Linked DNA regions of Homo sapiens: region 1 is linked to region 2. The links are chromatin loops, found by intact Hi-C in ENCODE. Cell type or tissue: psoas muscle. All regions are shown on one strand. Each heading gives the region's core, and the rest is flanking DNA. Links, peaks and the distances in the headings are about the cores only. Region 1 overlaps LOC124903657 (a long non-coding RNA gene). Region 2 holds the start of LOC124903658 (a long non-coding RNA gene).

Region 1 (9,150 bases), core at 572-8,571, 49 kb before region 2:
AAGGAGATAATCTCTCCTCTTATAGGTTCCTTGGAAGAGTCAAAAAGTAAAATGGAGAAACTGAGAAGTGTTATCTAAATGTCGACTGTGTTCTTTTAGGAATGCACCAGCATTTCTGGAACCACAGGAAGGTGAGTCCATTTCTTAAGGAATCACTCTTAGGCACTCTGCCAGATGTCTCCCTGCCACCAAACTTCCTTTCCCACAGGACTGTGAATGGGTCTGCGGTTGTGACTTTTTGTTGTAGTTGCGTCCCCAGAAGAGAGATACAGTGAGAGCATCAACCACATGCTTATCTCATTCTTACTTCTAAAGTGTGTCATCTTTCTCCCCAGTCTGATTTTCATTGCTTGAGTTCCTGGGCAGAAAGCTTAGGCTAGTTGTTCTCAATCCTGGCTTCATAACAATGGGTAAGGGGCTTTGTAAAAATACTCATGCTTGGGACCCCACCTAAGACCAGAGAGATCAGAACTTAGGAGGATGCAGCTAAGGCATGGGAGCTGTTTACATCTCCCTGGACAATTTTAGAGTGCAGCTGGGGTTGTGAACCAGTGACCTAGGTCAGATGGCCCTTCTGGAACCTGCAGTGCTCAGTAGAGTACCTGCAATCTCTCCACTAGATGTTGTGGAAGCACCAGCTGGTTTGCATGAGGTTTGCTACGTGGCTGAGACAGAAAGGTTAAGGGTGGTGATGGTGGTGCTGGGGGACCAAATCCTAGGAGAGAGCTCTTCAGCTGAGAGACACAAGGCAAAATATAATTGCTAAGTGGGCAATGGGGCTTCATCCATTTGGCAGTTCCCCTTTTCCCCAACCCCAAGGAGAAGGAAACAGTTAAACCAAAAAAAGAGGCATCAGAGTCATCCTGAAACTTCTCAGTAATGAAACGCCTCAATATTCAGAGGGAGAGTGCCCTGTTCTTTCTTGCTCTGTCGCCCAGGCTGGAGTGCAGTGGGGCAGTCATAGCTCACTGCAGCCTGAAATCCTGGGCTGAAGCAATCCTCCTGCCTCAGGTTCCTGAGTAATTGGGACTCCAGGTGCTGCCACAACGCCTGGCTTTTTATTTTATTTTATTTTTATTTTTAAAGATGGGGGTCTTACTCGGTTGCCCATAATGTTCTCAAATTCCTGGCCTCAAGGGATACTCCATCTCGGCCTCCCAAAGTACTAGGATTACAGGTGTGAGCCACCATGCCTGGCTGCCCCACTTCTTTTAATCTTGTAGCCTGCAGATAACATATGTCAGATACAGCCTGTCTTCACAAAATGCTGGCTCTTTTCATGAATATTCAATGGTTTTGCCTACATTATCTCAATCTCTCTCCCCAACTCATCTTTAGGTGTAGTGGCTGGCACTTAAAAAAAATAAAGTCTATCAAGACACCTTCTAATGAAGCCAGGGAAAAAAAAGACCCCTAGGAGTCCCACTGCGTGCCAGACTCAGGCTAAATGCTTTTAAGGACCAAATCTCTCAAATGATTTTTATCTTCATGGTTTATTCAATCATTAGTCTCCTCAAATTAGCAGCTATGCCTCTGATGGGCAACTGTCGATCCTTATCAAAATGAAAGCATTAAAACATATTTCAACCTTGGAGACAAATGGTTGTGGCATTTGAAGAAGAGAAGCCTTCAGGATCTTGCATGGCAGAAAACTGCAGGCTAGAAACCCTGCTCCAGATTTTAAGCAATGGACTTGTGATGATTCTTTTTTCTCTGATAAATACCTGGTTTTCAAAAGCAGTCTAATTAGTATGGATCTCCACTTTGCAAGGCTTAAAAGTGTATTTGGGCTTCCTCTCACTAAACCAGTCTCGTGGGACCACCCAGAGTCTAAGCTCTCCCCTTCCAGATGCTGAATATGCATGAGTAACCCTCTATCTCCCAGTCCCCTGCAGTTAGGCAGGGCCAAGTGACTGGTTCACCAATGGGCAAGGAGCAAAAGTGATGTGTGCACGATCCTACAGAGGCAATAAAAGCCATGTGTTAAAGAGGCGGGTGGGTCACCTGAGGTCAAGAGTTCGGGACTAGCCTGGCCAACGTAGTGAAACCCCATCTCTACTAAAAATACAAAAAATTAGCCAGGCGTGGTGGTGGGTGACTGTAATTCCAGTTACTCGGGAGGCTGAGGCAGGAGAATTGGTTGAACCCAGGAGGCAGAGGTTGCAGTGAGCTGAGATTGCGCCACTGCACTCCAGCCTGGGCAAAAAGAGCAAATCTCAAAAAACAAAAACAAAAAACAGACAAACAAACAAACAAAACCATGAAACTGATGATCCGCAGCTTCCAAATAAGATCTTAGGAGTTGGATGAATGGGCTCAAGCATGAGCTTTAAGAGGCAAAATGGCGGAGTTTAACTGGTATATGACCTTGTAGAGACATTAGGCTGGTAAGGGAAGAACACCTCATATAACTCCAGTAAGCACACTGCACATTCCACTGCCACCCCCACAAATGTTAGCAGGCCACTGCACATACGGATAGCCCACTCCAAGGGAAGGATCAGGGGAGAAGGGATGCGAGACCCTGGAAGTAGGCCAACATATAAAACCCTCTGTCAAAGGTCAAATGGGACACTTGAGAGGTTAAGTATCACCTCCTAGGACTATTGCCACGATCTCTGTCTTGTAGGGTTTCATGCACTTGGCCCTGCTCCAAGGGTACTCGCCTTCCTTTAATTCCTGCTCTAAAGCTTTTTAAGAAACTTTCACTCCTGCTCTGAAACTCGCCTGTCTCTCCTTCTGCCTTCTGCCCCTCAGCTGAATTCTTTCTCTTGAGGAGGCAGGAATTGAGGTTGTGGCAGACCCGTATGGATTTGCCAGGGTAACACCAGGATGCTGAAGAGAGTGCCTATCATAACCCCATTTTGGAAGACCCCATTGGGACCCTACTGAATAATGATTGAATGCTAACTATGTGCCAGGCCCTGTGCTGGCACAGGGGATAATAGAGTGGTTAGCAGAGCAAACACCATCTTATTGGCCTGCAGTTTACAGTCTGCTGGAAGAGGCAGCCACTTGCCAATAAGCACGCCAGTGAGCACTAAATAACTAACAGAGGGCCAGGCATAGTGGCTCATGCCTGTAATCCTACTTCTTTGGAGGCCAAGGTGGGTGGATCACTTGAGCCCAAGAGTTCAAGACCAGCCTGGACAACATGGCAAAACCCCATTCTATAAGGAACATAAAAATTAGCCGGGCATGGTGGCACACACCTGTAGTTGCAACTACTTGGGAGGCTGAGGGGGGAGAATTGCCCGACCCGGGGAGGTCGAGGCTGCAGTGAGCCGTGATCGTGCACTTCAGCCTGAGTGACAGAGTGGTGAGACCCTGTCTCAAAAAACAAACAAACAAAAAACGAAACTAACAGAGGTAAATGCTTTGAAGGAAAGAAACCAGTTTTTATGACACTGTGAGTCAAAGGGACCTAGTGCAGCATGGGGGAATTAGGGAAGGCTTCTCTGAAATCTTGAAGCTCAGCACACTAGCCCATGGGGGTCTGTTTCAGGGTGTCACCTTCGGGAGCACTTACAGAGTGAAGCTCTGTGACAAATGCTGGACACACACAGTTCTCCTTTGATCATTGCAATAGTCCTAGGAGGTAATACTATTATAATAGGAGCCCCAATGTACAGAGGTGGAAACTGAGGCTCAGAGGGACGAGATCATATGCCCCCAGGGCATTTAACAAGGAAGTGCAAACAGGGATTTGAACCCTCATCTGCTGACTCCAAAATTAACGCTCACTGCATTTCCTTGGCCCTTGCAAAGCCAGCCAAGGAAGTTAGTCATACAGGAAGTAGCCCCTCAGAAGTCCCACAGCAGGAGATCAAAATGAAACAAGCAAGCAGATGTTTACAAGCTGCCTGGAAAAGCCACCCACCACAAGAGCAGGGAATCATTCTCCCTCTACCCCAACCCCTCCTTCAAAGCTCCTAAAAAGCTTCCTTTTTCATTTTTACAGAGTCCCCTCTCCACCCCCTTTTCCCCCAGAGGACTGACTTCATCCTTTCAGCAGATGGGAAGGCGTGGGCTGCCGGCCCTACAGTAGCACAATCACCAATGATGACTTCCCTCCAATCTTAACCCAGATGAAAATGACAGAGACACACCAGCTCTTTCTTCTCTTGGCTTTTCCCGAAGCTTCCCTTTCCATTAGGCCACTGGGGGTTGGCGCCCGAAGCTTCCCTTTCTCACCAGAATAGAAGCAGGAAGTCTTGGGGTAGCTGCGTTGAAATGTTGGCTGGTACGAGCATGTTGTTTTGTTTTTATAGAAGGACTAAACAGATCCCCCACACAGACACAATACACATTCAGAGGCATGATTCCCATATAGATACACATGTGCACACATGCACGCATAGATATACATGCTTGTGAGTCACACACATTCACTCATAGCTAACACTTGTATAGCACTTACTGTGTTCCAGACAGTATCCTAGGTCAGGGCAAACTGTGGACCATGGACCAAATCCTGCCTGCAGCCTCTTCGTGTAAATAAATTTTATTGGAACACAGCGGCTCTGTGTTTAGAGAGAGTCAGGCCAAGGAACAAGTGACCCAGATAGGTCAGAAAGTGACTCTGGGAATCTAGAAGGGTGTGAGCCAGGCCTGGATTGGTTTTGCAAGAATGAAAATGGCTTTCTTGTTTGTTTGTTTGTTTATCATAGAAGTGATATATGCTCACTGTAAAAAGTTCAAGTATACAGAAATGTCTAGGAAAGAAGTAAAGATCTTTGGACACCCCTAGAAACTCAGGCCAAAGCTTCCCCACTTAGCAATCAGGAGTGGGAGAGAGGGGTTGCCCATCCACCCCTGCCTATCCCTTCAGGACAAAAACATCAATTCCCATGACCTCATCTGCCTGCCTTGAGACAGTGGGTGTTGGGGACAATGGCAGGATGTGGACTTCCAATGTAGCAATCTGACATCAGCCTTAGCCTGGAGCTGGGTAGTGCCCATGATCAAAGCCCCTGGAAGGGACCAGTTCAGCTTGTATCAGAGCCATCCTTGGGGTGACTAATAATAATGATTTTGATTGAACATTCACTACTACCAGACACCACTCAAAAGATGAAATTAACTCATTGAATCCTTGTGACCATCCTAGGAGTTAGGTACCCTAATGCTCTTCTTACAGAAGATGAAGCAGGCTCAGAGAGGTAAAGTAATTTCCCCAAGGTCACACAGCCAGGAAACAGCAGAGCCAGAACTGATGTCCCAGTGATCTTGTGCCAGAGCCATGTGCTCTTCCTCACAAGGCTGATGTGATGTTTGGAGGCTGGAGGCTGGAGTATTTAGAATCCTCAGTATACAATTGAGGAAATGAGGTTCTGAAAGGTTGAGTGACTTGCCTAAGGTCATACAGCCAACAAGCAGGAGCTCCAGGAAAGAAGTTCAGGGTCATGTGACTTCAGAGCTGGTTCTTAGTGCTGGGTTTCCCCAACTCCAGCCCTTGGGGAGTATCTTTGCCACCTCACGGTACCTCCTGCAAGACAATTTGTTTACTCTTTCTTCTTTTTTTATTTTTTGAGATGGAGTCTCACTTTGCCGCCCAGGCTGGAGTGCAATGGCGTGATCTCAGCTCACTGCAACCTCCGCCTCCCAGGTTCAAGCAATTCTCCTGCCCCAGCCTCCCAAGTAGCTGGGATTACAGGCCCCCCCACCACGCCTGGCTAAGTTTTGTATTTTTAGTAGAGACGGGGTTTTGTCACGTAGGCCAGGCTGGTCTTAAACTCCTGACCTCAGGTGATCCACCCGCCTTGGCCTCCTAAAATGCTGGGATTACATGCGTGAGTCACTGCGCCCGGGCTGTTTACTCCTTAACACTGCTGCCATGGACTTATGTGTCCCTCATAAATGCATGTGCTGAAACCTAATCGCCAATGTGAGGATACAAGGCGCTCTTGAAAGGTGATTAGGTCATGGGGGAAGAGTTCTCATGAAGGGATTAGTGGCCTTCTGTAAGAGGCATCAGAGAGCTCCCTCACCCCTTCTGCCACGTGAGGACACAGCGAGAAGGCACCATCTGTGAAACAGGAAGTGGGCCCTCCGCAGACAACAAATCTACCGGCACATTGATCTTGGACCTCCCGGCCTTTAGAACTGTGAGGAATACATTTCTGTTTTGTTGTTGTTGTTTTTTTTTTTTTGATGGAGTCTCGCTCTGTTGCCCAGGTTGGAGTGCAATGGCAAGATCTTGGCTCACTGCGACCTCTGTCTCGCGGGTTCAAGCCATTCTCCTGCCTCAGCCTCCTGAGTAGCTGGGATTACAGACGTGTGCCATCATGCCTGGCTAATTTTTGTATTTTTAGTAGAGATGGGGTTTCACCATGTTGGCCAGGCTGGTCTTGAACTCCTGACCTCAGGTGATCCACCCCCCTCGGCCTGCCAAAGTGCTGGGATTACAGGTGTGAGCCACTGCGCCTGGCTGAGAAATATTCTGTGTTTATAAGCCACCCAGTTTAGGGTATCTTGTTATAGCAGCTCACATGGACTAAGATAGTTGCTTGTTGTTGTTTTTTTTTTCTCTAGCCTTATTCCAAACTCTATCTGTGAAATTATTGGTTTAATGTGCTAGTTATACATATTTTTCTACTACATTAAATACCTACTAAGCTAAAACATGTATGTCATGTGTTCCATGAATGGTACATGTGCTCAGCTATAAAAAAACACACTAGTTTCTTGGACCAGACATAAATCCCACCCTTAAGGAAGTTTTGGGTGAATTGGGGAGATGGACAGTGTTATGGGCTTAATTGTGTCCCCTCCCTGCCATTCGTATATTGAAGTCCTAAGCCCCAGCACCTTAGAATGTAATCATATTTGGAAGTAAGGGTTTTCAATAGGTGATTAAGTTAAAATGCAGCACCATCATAGCTTGCCGCAGTCTCAAACTGCTGGGCTCAAGCAATCCTCCTACCTCAGCCTCAAAAGTGGTTGGGACCACAGGCACACAGCACCATACTCAGCTAATTTTTAAAAATTTTTTGTAGAGATAGTGTCTCACTATGTTGCCCAGGCTGGTCTTGAACAACTAGCCTCAAATGATCTCCCATCTTTGGCCTCCCAAAGGGCTGGGATTACAGGTGTGAGCCACAGTGCCCAGACTCCAACTTTTTATTATTTATTTTTATTTTTTTGAGATGGAGTCTTGTTCTGTTGCCCGGACTGGAGTACAGTGGTGCGATCTCAGCTCACTGCAACCTCCGCCTCCTGGGTTCAAGCAATTCTCTTGCCTCAGCCTCTTGAGTAGCTGGGATTGCAGGTGCCCACCACCATGCCCAGCTAATTTTTATATTTTTAGTGGAGACAGAGTTTCACCATGTTGGCCAAGCTGGTCTCGAACTCCTGACCTCAAATGATCCACCTGCCTCGGCCTCCCAAAGTGCTGGGATTACAGATGTGAGCCACCACGCCCAGTCTCCAACTTCTTTTTGGTGTGTGAAAGAAACTTTTATCTTACTTAGCCCTGTTATTTTGTTATAAGGAGAGGGACCTAATCCTAATTCTAACTGATTTCAGCTGCTTATAAAACTGGGAAAATATCACATTCAAATCCAATTTTCTGTCTTTACTTGAAAAATAAGATCGGTCACACTGTGCCCATGTTCCCATGTGGCAGTGGCGAGGCAGGGGCTCAGGAGGGGCTGTCTGCTCCATCTCCAGTTCACATAGTCCTCATGAATCACAATCTATATGTGATATCCACCTGACTTGCTGGTTTATCTTGTCTGCCTGCCCCTGTAGGCATTTGAGTTTGTGACCCCTGACTCATTTTCTCTGAGCCTCAATTTCCTCACTGACAAAATAGGGCTAATTTTAGAGTCTCCTTGTTAGGCATTTTTTTCTTTTTTTGAGACAGAGTGTCACTCTGTCACCCAGGCTGGAGTGCAGTGGCACAGTCTCGGCTCACTGCAACCCCCACCTCCCAGGCTCAAGTGATCCTCCTACCTCAGCCTCCCGAGTAGCTGGGATTACAGGCACGCACGACCACACCTGGCTAATTTTTGTATTTTTAGTAGAGACGGGGTTTCACCACGTTGGCCAGGCTGGTCTCAAACTCCTGACCTCAAGTGATCTGCCTGCCTGGGCCTCCCAAAGTGCTGGGATTACAGGCATAGACCACCACGCTCGGCCTCCTTGTTAGGCTTTTGCGAAGATGAGATGAGTTGCTAGATGCAAAGTGATATTTACAAGTCTCAGGAGTGAGGGCCACTGCTATCATTGTTACTGTTATTATCATTATCACCATCATTACCAGTATGGAAAGGAATTTGCCTTTTTTGGTGGTTGATCCAAAATCAGAAGGAGAGAAAGCAGGGGAACAGCTCAGATGCTAGCAAGAGTTTCTAGAGTGTGTTCATGCCTGCGGATGACTTTTCTTTTCCGCCCAGGGACAGAGTTTCCGATGTTCATTTATTTAATCCCTCTTGGAAAGTGTTAGCAGCTCGTTGCATCTGTAAAGGATGGAGGTGCCTTTGATCACTTCAATCAACTCACAGCTTCTCCCTTCCCAAAGGCAAGAGGCACCCTTGGCTTCCTCCTGCAAGGGCTCTGGGTACAAGCCTGAGCTTGCTGCCACCGTTAGTCTCCCACTGTGCTGGGGCTGAGGGAGGGGGCTGCCGGGCCCACGGTGGAGTTTGGGGGGATTTCAGGTTAACCCACAGTATATGGGAGGGTGGGTTTCTTTTCCTTTGTGCCGTCATTTTTCCAAGGCGGCAATCAAAGGAGAGCAACCTGTGGTATAATTCAAGGCTGGCAAAGAGACAGACAAAGATGATGGCAGAGGTGCCTCCCCTGCAGCCTGTGGATCCATACTGCACTCACGTCCTCACTCTGAAGGTGGCCTCCTATGAACACCTGCAGCTCAGGCCCGGGAGTTCTTATCTGTTTGTGACAGGACATTCCACCCACATGTAGGACAAGGCAGACATTGCTGGAGTGTTTGAGCCGCAGGGAGCAGCGCTCAACCAACCATGGATGGGACTGGTGGATAATCGCCCAGCTCCCTTCCCTTTCCATGGGACAGCTCTGGGATGCATGCTTTGCCCTGGCCCCAGCAGAGCTGAACCTCAGTTGCCACCTGCCCCCCAGCCCCCTCCGTAGGAACATGCCTGGGGACACACCCTTCCTTGGCTGCCTTCC
Region 2 (9,150 bases), core at 747-8,746:
CATCAGTTGAAAAGTTAATCTCAGTTCCTTTTGTAGTTATTTCTTAAGTACAGTGTGCCAGGCGCTGTGGTATACACAGGGCTAGATAGGGTCCTGTGACCATGCTCAGGGAATTTTCAGTCTCACGTAGGAGGTAAGGCAGGTATGTAAGTCAGGTTGCCCCCTAGAGTTGTGCATTTACACCCTGCATTCCATATATGACAGTCCTGCATAAGACCTTGTTATGAAAGAATCAGGAATGATGGCTTCAGGCATAGCTGGATCCAGGAGCAGAAATCATGTCATCAGAGCCTTTCTCTCTCTCTCTTTCTTTCTCTGTTTCTTCTGTATTGGCCTCATTGTTAAGCTTGTTTTCTCCATGTGGCAGCACTAGACTTGCATTCTGTTGCGGTTGCATAAAAAACGAACAAACAAACAAAACAAAACCAGGAAAGACTCTTATTAGCCTGGCTCGGGTTATGTACCAATCACTTTCACTTGGAGGAAATGGTGCTAGAATCATGCCAGTTACCTGCCCACCCAGGAAACCAGGGAGATGGTCATTTCCACCAGAAACACAGGAACTGAACTATTAGACCAGGGGTTGGCAAACTTTTAAAGGACCAAATAATAAATATATTAGCCTCATGGGCCATATGGTCTCTGTTGCAGCTACTTATTTCTACCATTGTTATGCAGAAGCAGCTGTAGACAGTAAATGAACGGGCACGTCTGTGTTTCATTAACACTTCATTTACAAAATCAGGCAGTGAATTTGGCTTTGTAGTTTGCAGACCCCTGTAATAGACAATTGGGGTATTGTGACTAGAGGGGAGGAAATTGACTAGAGAGGTGGGCAGACATCACCCCTTGTAGAGATAGGCGTCTCATTGTGTTGCCCAGGCTGGTCTTAAACTCCTGACCTCAAGCAGTCCTCCCACCTCAGCCTCCCAAAGCACTGGGATTACAGGTGAGAGCCGCGGCAACCGGCTGTGAATTATCGCTTGATTAATGAGTTGCTTTCACCAAAAATCTCAACTCCACACACACCTGTAGGATTCAGGCCACAACTACATCTAGGAAGAGCTGGGGGAGCCTGCAAGCTTAGGCTGAGTTGGGTCTTGAATGCCAGAGTAAGGAATCTGGATTTTCTTCGATACCAGCGGAGACCCCTCACAGGTGTTGAGTATCACAGCCAGGTACCTGTTTGCCCCCTAGATATCCAAATGTTGAGTGTTACAGATGCACAGCCTAGGTTCTCATGTTGAGCTGGAGGACAGTTGCGTTTTGCCTTGACTGCTGCTAACCCTTTGTGTAAGCAGGGGCAAGGGGGCTGGGACCCTCTGGGAAGATACTTCTTTTGGTTTTGCCACTAGTAGAGAAGTGGACTGGAACTTTCCCAGCAGGGCCAATACACCACAAAATTCCAGGTGGCGCCATTCACATGGTGGCCATTATGAATGGCACCACCTAGGGTTGTGCAGTCTACAGACTGAACAGCTGTGCGTGACCTTTGTGCTTCCCAGGATGAATGAGGTCTCTTCTGAACACTGGGCAGTGCTTAATACAGTTTTGACACTCAGCATAATGCAAAACGGTAAGAGAAATCTGTAAAGGGAAGATGGCTAAATCATTCAGAAAGTAAATTTACAGCTTTGTGTTTTCCCCAGATTTATTTACCAAGTGGGCAGCTGCATGTTATCAAACAGACAGGAAGTAGAAATGTCAAGTGTATGGGCTTTGCAGTGCTGTTCCTACTGCGACATTTGAGCCAAGAACCATGGGACTTGCCTCTGTGGACTGGCATGTGGCAGATGAGCTGGCCCTTTGTGTGTGCTCTGCGTGTGATCTTGGGGATACATTAATTGTCACATATGCTCATGTCCTGTGGGCCCCCAACTTTTCTTGGCTGGGCTGGGCTGGTGAAGATTAGGAAAACTGCACAATCTGACTGGTGCTTTTTGAAGCAATGCCAGAAAGACCCTCATTGAAGAGTGAATTAAAGTCAAGTTGGTTGATTGTTTGTCGAACAAGCACATATTGAATGCCTACAATGTGCAGAGCTCTTACAGCCCTCTCAGAGATGCCCCACTTGGCGATTGGGAGTGTGTGCCATTTAGAGTTTAGCATTACTGGCTTAGCTGGGGTTCTGCCTTTTAACAGTGGTGCAAATTAGTTATTCATCCTTCTCCCAACCTGTATTAGTTTGTTTTCTGTTGTGATAAAGGGATACCCAAGACTGGGTAAGGTTCAAGTGATTCTCCTTTTTTTTTTTTTGAGACGGAGTCTAGCTCTGTCGCCCAGGCTGGAGTGCAGTGGTGCAATCTCGCTCACTGCAAGCTCTGCCTCCCGGGTTCATGCCATTCTCTTGCCTCAGCCTCCCGAGTAGCTGGGACTACAGGCGTCCGCCACCACGCCCGGCTAATTTTTTGTATTTTTTTTAGTAGAGATGGGGTTTCACCGTGTTAGCTAGGATGGTCTCGATGTCCTGACCTCGTGATCCACCCGCCTCAGCCTCCCAAAATGCTGGGATTACAGACGTGAGCCACCGTGCCCGCCCAGTTTCAAGTGATTCTCATGCCTCAGCCTCCCAAGTAGCTGGGACTGCAAGTGCATGCCACCACGTCAGGTTAATTTTTGTACTTTTAATAGAGATGGGGTTTCGCCATGTCGGCCGGGTTGGTCTCGAACCCCTGACCTCAAGTGATCCACCCACCTCAGCCTCCCAAAGTCCTGGGATTACAGGCATGAGCCACCATGCCTAGCTCCTGATAACACTTTTGAAGAACATCAGATCAGTCTCATCTCATGCACAGGATGCGTCTGAAGACCTCACAGCATTCAAAACTTGCATTTTTCAAGACGAGTTTTCCCATAGGCTTTAATGTCAAGTTGGGGGGTATGCAGCCTCGGAAGGCATAAATCTACAGCCATTATGGCTTAGGGGCATGTTATTAGCAGCATCAGTCTCAAAACGACGTCACCAGCTGTTTTTCTACCTCCTTTCCCATCCCTCCAGCATCCTTACCTAGCTTTATGAGTATTGGGGGGGATCTTAAAGCCACCCCAGTTGTAATAATATCAACTAAGCTGGGCATGGAGGCATGCATCTATAGTCCCAGCTACTCAAGAGGCTGAGGGCGGGAGGATCACTTTGAGCCCAGGAGTTCGAGTCCAGCCTGGGCAACATAGTGAGACCCTGTTTCTTAAAAAAAAAAACAATGAATTGATCGATCAATCAATAAAAAATGTTTCAAGATGTATTGAGCAGCTGTTTACTACGCAACCAAGCACTGTTCTAAGCATTTTATTTATTTTTGAGACAGGGTCTCTTGCTGTGTCACCCAGGCTGGAGTACAGTGGCACAATCATAGCCCACTGCAGCCTCAAACTCCTGGGCTCAAGCAGTCCTCCCGCCTTAGCCTCCCAAGTAACTATGACTACAAACACAGACCACCATGCCCAGCTAATTTAAAAAATTTTTTTGTAGAAACAGAGTTCTGCCATGTTGCCCAGGCTGATCTCAAACTTTCGAGCTCAAGTGATCCTCCTGCCTTAGCTTCCCAAAGTTTACATTCTTCACAAAGTTTACAGCTGTGGGCCACCATGCCCAGCCAACTTTCAGTAGAGATGGGTCCTGCTGTGTTGCCCAGGCTGGTCTCAAACTCCTGGCCTCAAGGGATCCTCCTGCCTTGGCCTCCCAAAATGCTGGGATTATATGTGTGAGCCACCATGCTCGGCCTCTACGCATTTTATATGTGTTAACTCATTCAGTGTTTACAACCACCGTATAATGTGGGTACTGTCAATATTTCCACTTTACAGATGGGGAAATGGAGGTACGGGAGGGGAAAGGGACTTGCCCCAGCACCCAGCCAGGGTTCAGCCCCAGCGGTTCTCTCAATGACTACCCTGTATCGTCTTCCTTCTCCATCCACCCCTACATCCTCCTTCCCAATTTCTCAGCAGTTCTTTATTGGGAGCACATTGAGTCACGGCTGCTGCTAATTTATAGCTATTTCTTTACATCAAACTTCTGTTCAGAAATTGTTGATTTTCAGGGCCATTTCTGCCGCGCAAAGAACCCTTGAGTGACATTGTTATAGGATATTTTTAAAAGATCTTAAATTATAGACACAGTGACTGTTGAAATACCAGGACACTTGTAACCAAAAGCAGAAGTTCGGATGCCTATAAAACAACCAGACGGTTCACTCCAGGCTGGAGATTGACAGGTCTCGGGCTTCACTGAGCCAAAGTGGCGCCCCCACGTGGCGACAGCTTAACTTTACACAGCTCTCCACCCAACCCCAGCTTTGAAATTATGCAAGTTCTTGACAGATTGTTCTAAATTGGGGAATATTTCTTCATATCATTTCACATTTTGTGCAAAAAGCAAGACGTTGTTGAGAGTTTAAGGACACCACACTGTCAAATTTGCATTATTCCATGTTGCATAAAATGAGTCTGAGAGCGGTTTCATCGTGGGTCTTAACCCCCAAGGGACAGAGATGCCAGTCCCCGGGGATTCCTGGACAGCTACTGAGACCTCTTCCCTTCCTATAGGATGGCCAGCCGGAGCAGTGACAAGGATGGTGACTCTGTCCACACGGCCAGCGAAGTCCCGCTGACCCCACGGACCAATTCCCCGGATGGAAGACGCTCGTCCTCAGACACATCCAAGTCTACATACAGCCTGACGCGGAGGATTTCGAGTAAGTATCTCTGCTTTACCTTTCTGGGGGCCCTGGCTGGCTTTCCCAGACACTCTCCCACGGAGAGTCATGAAGGGCAGTGTTATTGCTGGGGGAGGGCGGCAGAGTGGGATGACAGTCCAGGAGACAGGGCGAGAGAGAGATAATGACGGTGTGACAGAGGAGGGCATCACACCTGATTGCTGCTGAGTTTAATCAAAAGCAATCATTTTGATTGATTTTTGCTTTATTAATTTTAAGTTTGATTGAATTGGCTGAATTGATTAACATTGTCAGTGTATATCATTTCAGATTCTGAAAGATGAGTGTGGCTATATTATATAGCAGGGTTTGTCAATTCTGGTGACTTTGGGAGCTAGGCGGGTTGCATCAGTGGCCAAGTGCAGAGGTTGCATAGAGATAAACATTGCCTGAGTGCAGTGACAAATGGCAGCTGCCGCTCTGTCTGGAGAGTTACTAGGGCAGGGTGGGGACTTCGGTCAATTGAAAAGCAAATGCCCCATTGAAAGGGGGCCAGGGTGTCTGCTACTCAGCTCTGGCCAATGGTAGCTGTATGGGATTGGGGGCTCCGTATTGTCTGATCTTTGTAAAGAGATATTGGCAATCTGGGTTTTTTTATGTGAAACATTCTTACTTTCAAGCCTAAACAAAATGTATGTGTGGCCATCAAATTTGACCACCCAATTTGTCCACTCTGTTGTGTGGCGTATGTGTTTGACCAAACAGCATGATTTGGGTGAGGAGGAAAAAGGAGGACAAACACCCAGAGGCTCCCAACCTCCTTCTGCTCCACAAAAGTATCTCTGCTCTGTGTGAACCGATGTCTGAAATTCACCAGACAGAGGGAAAAGCTTCAAATGCATGAAACAAATCCATTCAGGTGGAGATCATTGGTGTCCAACCTTTCCTGGGGATAGAGGGAAAAGAAAAAAGTAGAAAAAAAAAGAGTTCAAGGGCATGAAATAGTGAAACAGAGGGAGCACTGGATTTCTTTAGGCCTCAGTCTTCCCATTTGTAAAATGAGAGGGCTGGTCTAGAGCTGCGCTGTCTGGTATAACAATCACTAGACACACGTAGCTGTTGAGCACGTAAATGGTGTGAGACTGAATCTTACTGATGTTCTGTAAGTGCAAAATACATACTGGACTTTCAGGACAGTGAGGAAAAAAAAAAAAAAAGTCTGGGCGCGGTGGCTCATGCCTGTAATCCCAGCACTTTGGGAGGCCGAGGCGGGAGGATCACCTGAGGTCAGGACTTCGAGACCAGCCTGGCTAACATGGTGAAACCCCATCTCTACTAAAAATACAAAATTAGACGGGCATGGTAGCGCATGCCTGTAATCCCAGCTACCTGGGAGGCTGAGGCAGGAGAATCGGTTGAACCCGGGAGGTGGAGGTTGCAGTGAGCCGAGATTGCACCACTACACTCCAGCTCAGGCAACAAAAATGAAACTCTGTCTCAAAAAAAAAAAAAAAAAGAGAGAGAGGATTTAAAGTATCTCACTAAAATATTTTTATATTGGTTCCATGTTGAAATGAGTATACATTGGATATAGTGGGTTAAATAAAATAAAATATTAAAATTAATTTTGCAGGCTGGGCGCGGTGGCTCACGCCTGTAATCCCAGCACTTTGGGAGGCCGAGGCAGGCAGATAGCTTGAGGCCAGGAGTTCAAGACCATCCTGGCCAACATGATGAAATTCCATCTCTATTAAAAATGCAAAAATGGGCCAGGTGTGGTGGTATACAACTGTAGTCCCAGCTACTTGAGAGGCTGAGCCATGAGATTCACTTGCACCTGGAAGGTGGAGGTTGCAGTGAGCCGAGATCCGCCACTGCACTCCAGCCTGGACGATAGAGCAAGACTCTGTCTCAAAATAAATAAATAAAATTAAATGAATTTTGCCCTTTTATTTGCATATTTTAAAAGTCGTGGCTGCCAGAACATTTTAAGTTACATGTGTGGCTTGCATTTCTGGCTTGCGTTATCTTTCTATGGACAGTGTGGGCCTAGGTAATTTCTAAGTCTCATGCCCAGCTCTGAACACAGGTTATCTCCATTTAGCATACATCTATCAGAGTACCTCCCATGCCTCTGGCAAATGTCTCATAAAGACAACTGTTTGGGCAATTAGCAAGAATGCCATGAGCTCATTGCTAGAAGAGAGGGATGTGCAAAGGTTGGAATAATGAACTTGGGATCAATGCATTCTGCTGGTTCATGGAAGGGAGAGAGGCGGCCCGTAAGCGGTGAGGTTTGAATATGAACCTTGAAGAAGTACAGTCGTTCCCATTTATTGGTCTGTGCCTACGGGCACATTCTGTGCCATGCTCTTTTCATGCCCTGGCTCAGTGAATCTTCACCACATTCTTTGAGGTAGGTGCCGTTATTGACTCTATTTTACTGATGGGAAAACAGAGTCCCAGAGAGTCAAAAGAATATGCCCGGAGTCACATGGCTCACTGGTAATGAGTACACGAGTAGTGAGTAAGTGGCTGAGATGGAATTCCACCCAGGCACTCTGGTCCCAGAGCTCACTCTCTTAAAGTGGAGACATCGTAGGATAATGGTTAGAGCCAGACTCTGGGGTCAGCTAGACCAGCCTGACCCCTGGCTCCTACACTTGCAAGTGTGTGACCTTCAGAAAGTTACTTAAAGCTTCTGTTTCCTCGTCTATAAAGTGGGGATAATAGTAATTATCTAATAATTCAAGGGGATGTGAAGATTGTGATTGCACATATGCGATGATGTAGTGTACACAGTCCATTAGAGCAGTGCCTGGCACTTAGCTGCTGTGATGATGGCAAGGTGTCAATAGTGCCACCAAACTATCTGTCACAGAATCAGTGAGTATTTCAGAGTGTGGAGAAAGATGGCAAAGGTCATTCTGAAGCAGAGTAAACAATGCAAGAATCTGCTTACCTGCAAAGTGGCCCAGGTCTGCCCCGTATGTGGCTGTCTTCATTGTTATTTCTGGTGGCTCTCAGGTCTTGAGTCAAGACGTCCCAGCTCTCCACTCATCGATATTAAACCCATCGAGTTTGGCGTTCTCAGCGCCAAGAAGGAGCCCATCCAACCTTCGGTGCTCAGACGGACCTATAACCCCGACGACTATTTCAGGAAGTTCGAACCCCACCTGTACTCCCTCGACTCCAACAGCGACGATGTGGACTCTCTGACAGACGAGGAGATCCTGTCCAAGTACCAGCTGGGCATGCTGCACTTCAGCACTCAGTACGACCTGCTGCACAACCACCTCACCGTGCGCGTGATCGAGGCCAGGGACCTGCCACCTCCCATCTCCCACGATGGCTCGCGCCAGGACATGGCGCACTCCAACCCCTACGTCAAGATCTGTCTCCTGCCAGACCAGAAGAACTCAAAGCAGACCGGGGTCAAACGCAAGACCCAGAAGCCCGTGTTTGAGGAGCGCTACACCTTCGAGATCCCCTTCCTGGAGGCCCAGAGGAGGACCCTGCTCCTGACCGTGGTGGATTTTGATAAGTTCTCCCGCCACTGTGTCATTGGGAAAGTTTCTGTGCCTTTGTGTGAAGTTGACCTGGTCAAGGGCGGGCACTGGTGGAAGGCGCTGATTCCCAGTTCTCAGGTAAGGGATGGGTTTGTGGTGTTTCCTCCTGGGAGCTTTTTTAAAAAGTGATTATTTTTATTTTATTTTACTGTTTAAAAGGCTTTTTTGGATTTTTAAAACTTTTTATTTTGAAATAATTTTTGACTCACAAGAGGTTGCAAAAATAGCAGAGAGTTCCTGTGTCCTCTTGATCCAGCATGATAGCATCTTACGCAACCAGGAAATAGATGTTGGTAACTAACCTAGAGCTTACTCAGATTTCAGTAGTTTTTTTTTTTTTTTGAGACGCTCTGTCACCCAGGCTGGAGCGCCGTGGCGTGATCTTGGCTCACTGCAAACTCCACCTCCCAGGTTCACGCCATTCTCCTGCCTCAGCCTCCTGAGTAGCTGGGACTATAGGCGCCCGCCACCACGCCCTGCTAATTTTTTTGTATTTTTTTTTTTTTTAGTAGAGATGAGGTTTTCCGTGTTATCCAGGATGGTCTCGATCTCCTGACCTCAAGATTTCACTACTTTTTACATGCATCACTCATGTGTGTGTCTTTCTGTGAAAATTTATCACATGTATAGATTCCTGTAACCACCACCACTCTGGAAGCCTTTTTTAAATCATCGATGCTGAGTTATTTAATAAGGAGAATGATTGCACAGGGTATAAAGCTATCAATCATTTTGACTTTCAGAAATTGATTTTTTTGGGGAAAAAGTGAAGGCTGGAAAACAGGATGATGCATGGATGTTTTTCAGGCCAACTGTTAGATTGGCTTCCTTCCCCCTGTCCAGCCCAGGGAAATGTGGTTGGCTGCTCGGGAAGCCACCCACGGACCAGGCTGTGTCTCCAGTCGGCTGTTGTGCATTCCTGCATA

Evidence for each region. Peaks named below come from ENCODE experiments on the same cell type or tissue, not always from the same donor. Only the 100,000 strongest peaks of a DNase experiment are listed, where the experiment ranks them.
Region 1: a loop joins it to region 2, with 6 times the contacts of the local background. A loop is called at or near these places in 3 of 110 quality-filtered maps.

The regions. Positions count from the first base shown.
Region 1 is chr16:19,127,155-19,136,304 of GRCh38, forward strand. LOC124903657 (a long non-coding RNA gene) reads left to right here. Exons shown (of 2, transcript XR_007065011.1): 1 at 1-131; 2 at 8,400-9,150. Among named protein-coding and RNA genes, the nearest start is that of ITPRIPL2, 18 kb to the left of the region's middle. RefSeq lists enhancers at 3,711-3,790, 3,713-4,007. In psoas muscle, for the core only: no CTCF peak of the experiment used is centred there; DNase peaks (open chromatin) are centred at 4,150 and 5,767; H3K27ac peaks cover 3,100 bases.
Region 2 is chr16:19,175,846-19,184,995 of GRCh38, forward strand. It overlaps SYT17 (synaptotagmin 17), which reads left to right. Exons shown (of 8, transcript NM_016524.4): 4 at 4,546-4,694; 5 at 7,683-8,302. It overlaps LOC124903658 (a long non-coding RNA gene), which reads right to left and starts at 8,215. Exons shown (of 2, transcript XR_007065012.1): 1 at 7,618-8,215; 2 at 4,903-5,601. RefSeq lists an enhancer at 8,801-9,150. In psoas muscle, for the core only: a CTCF peak has its summit at 4,245 (motif pointing left); DNase peaks (open chromatin) are centred at 4,236 and 4,546.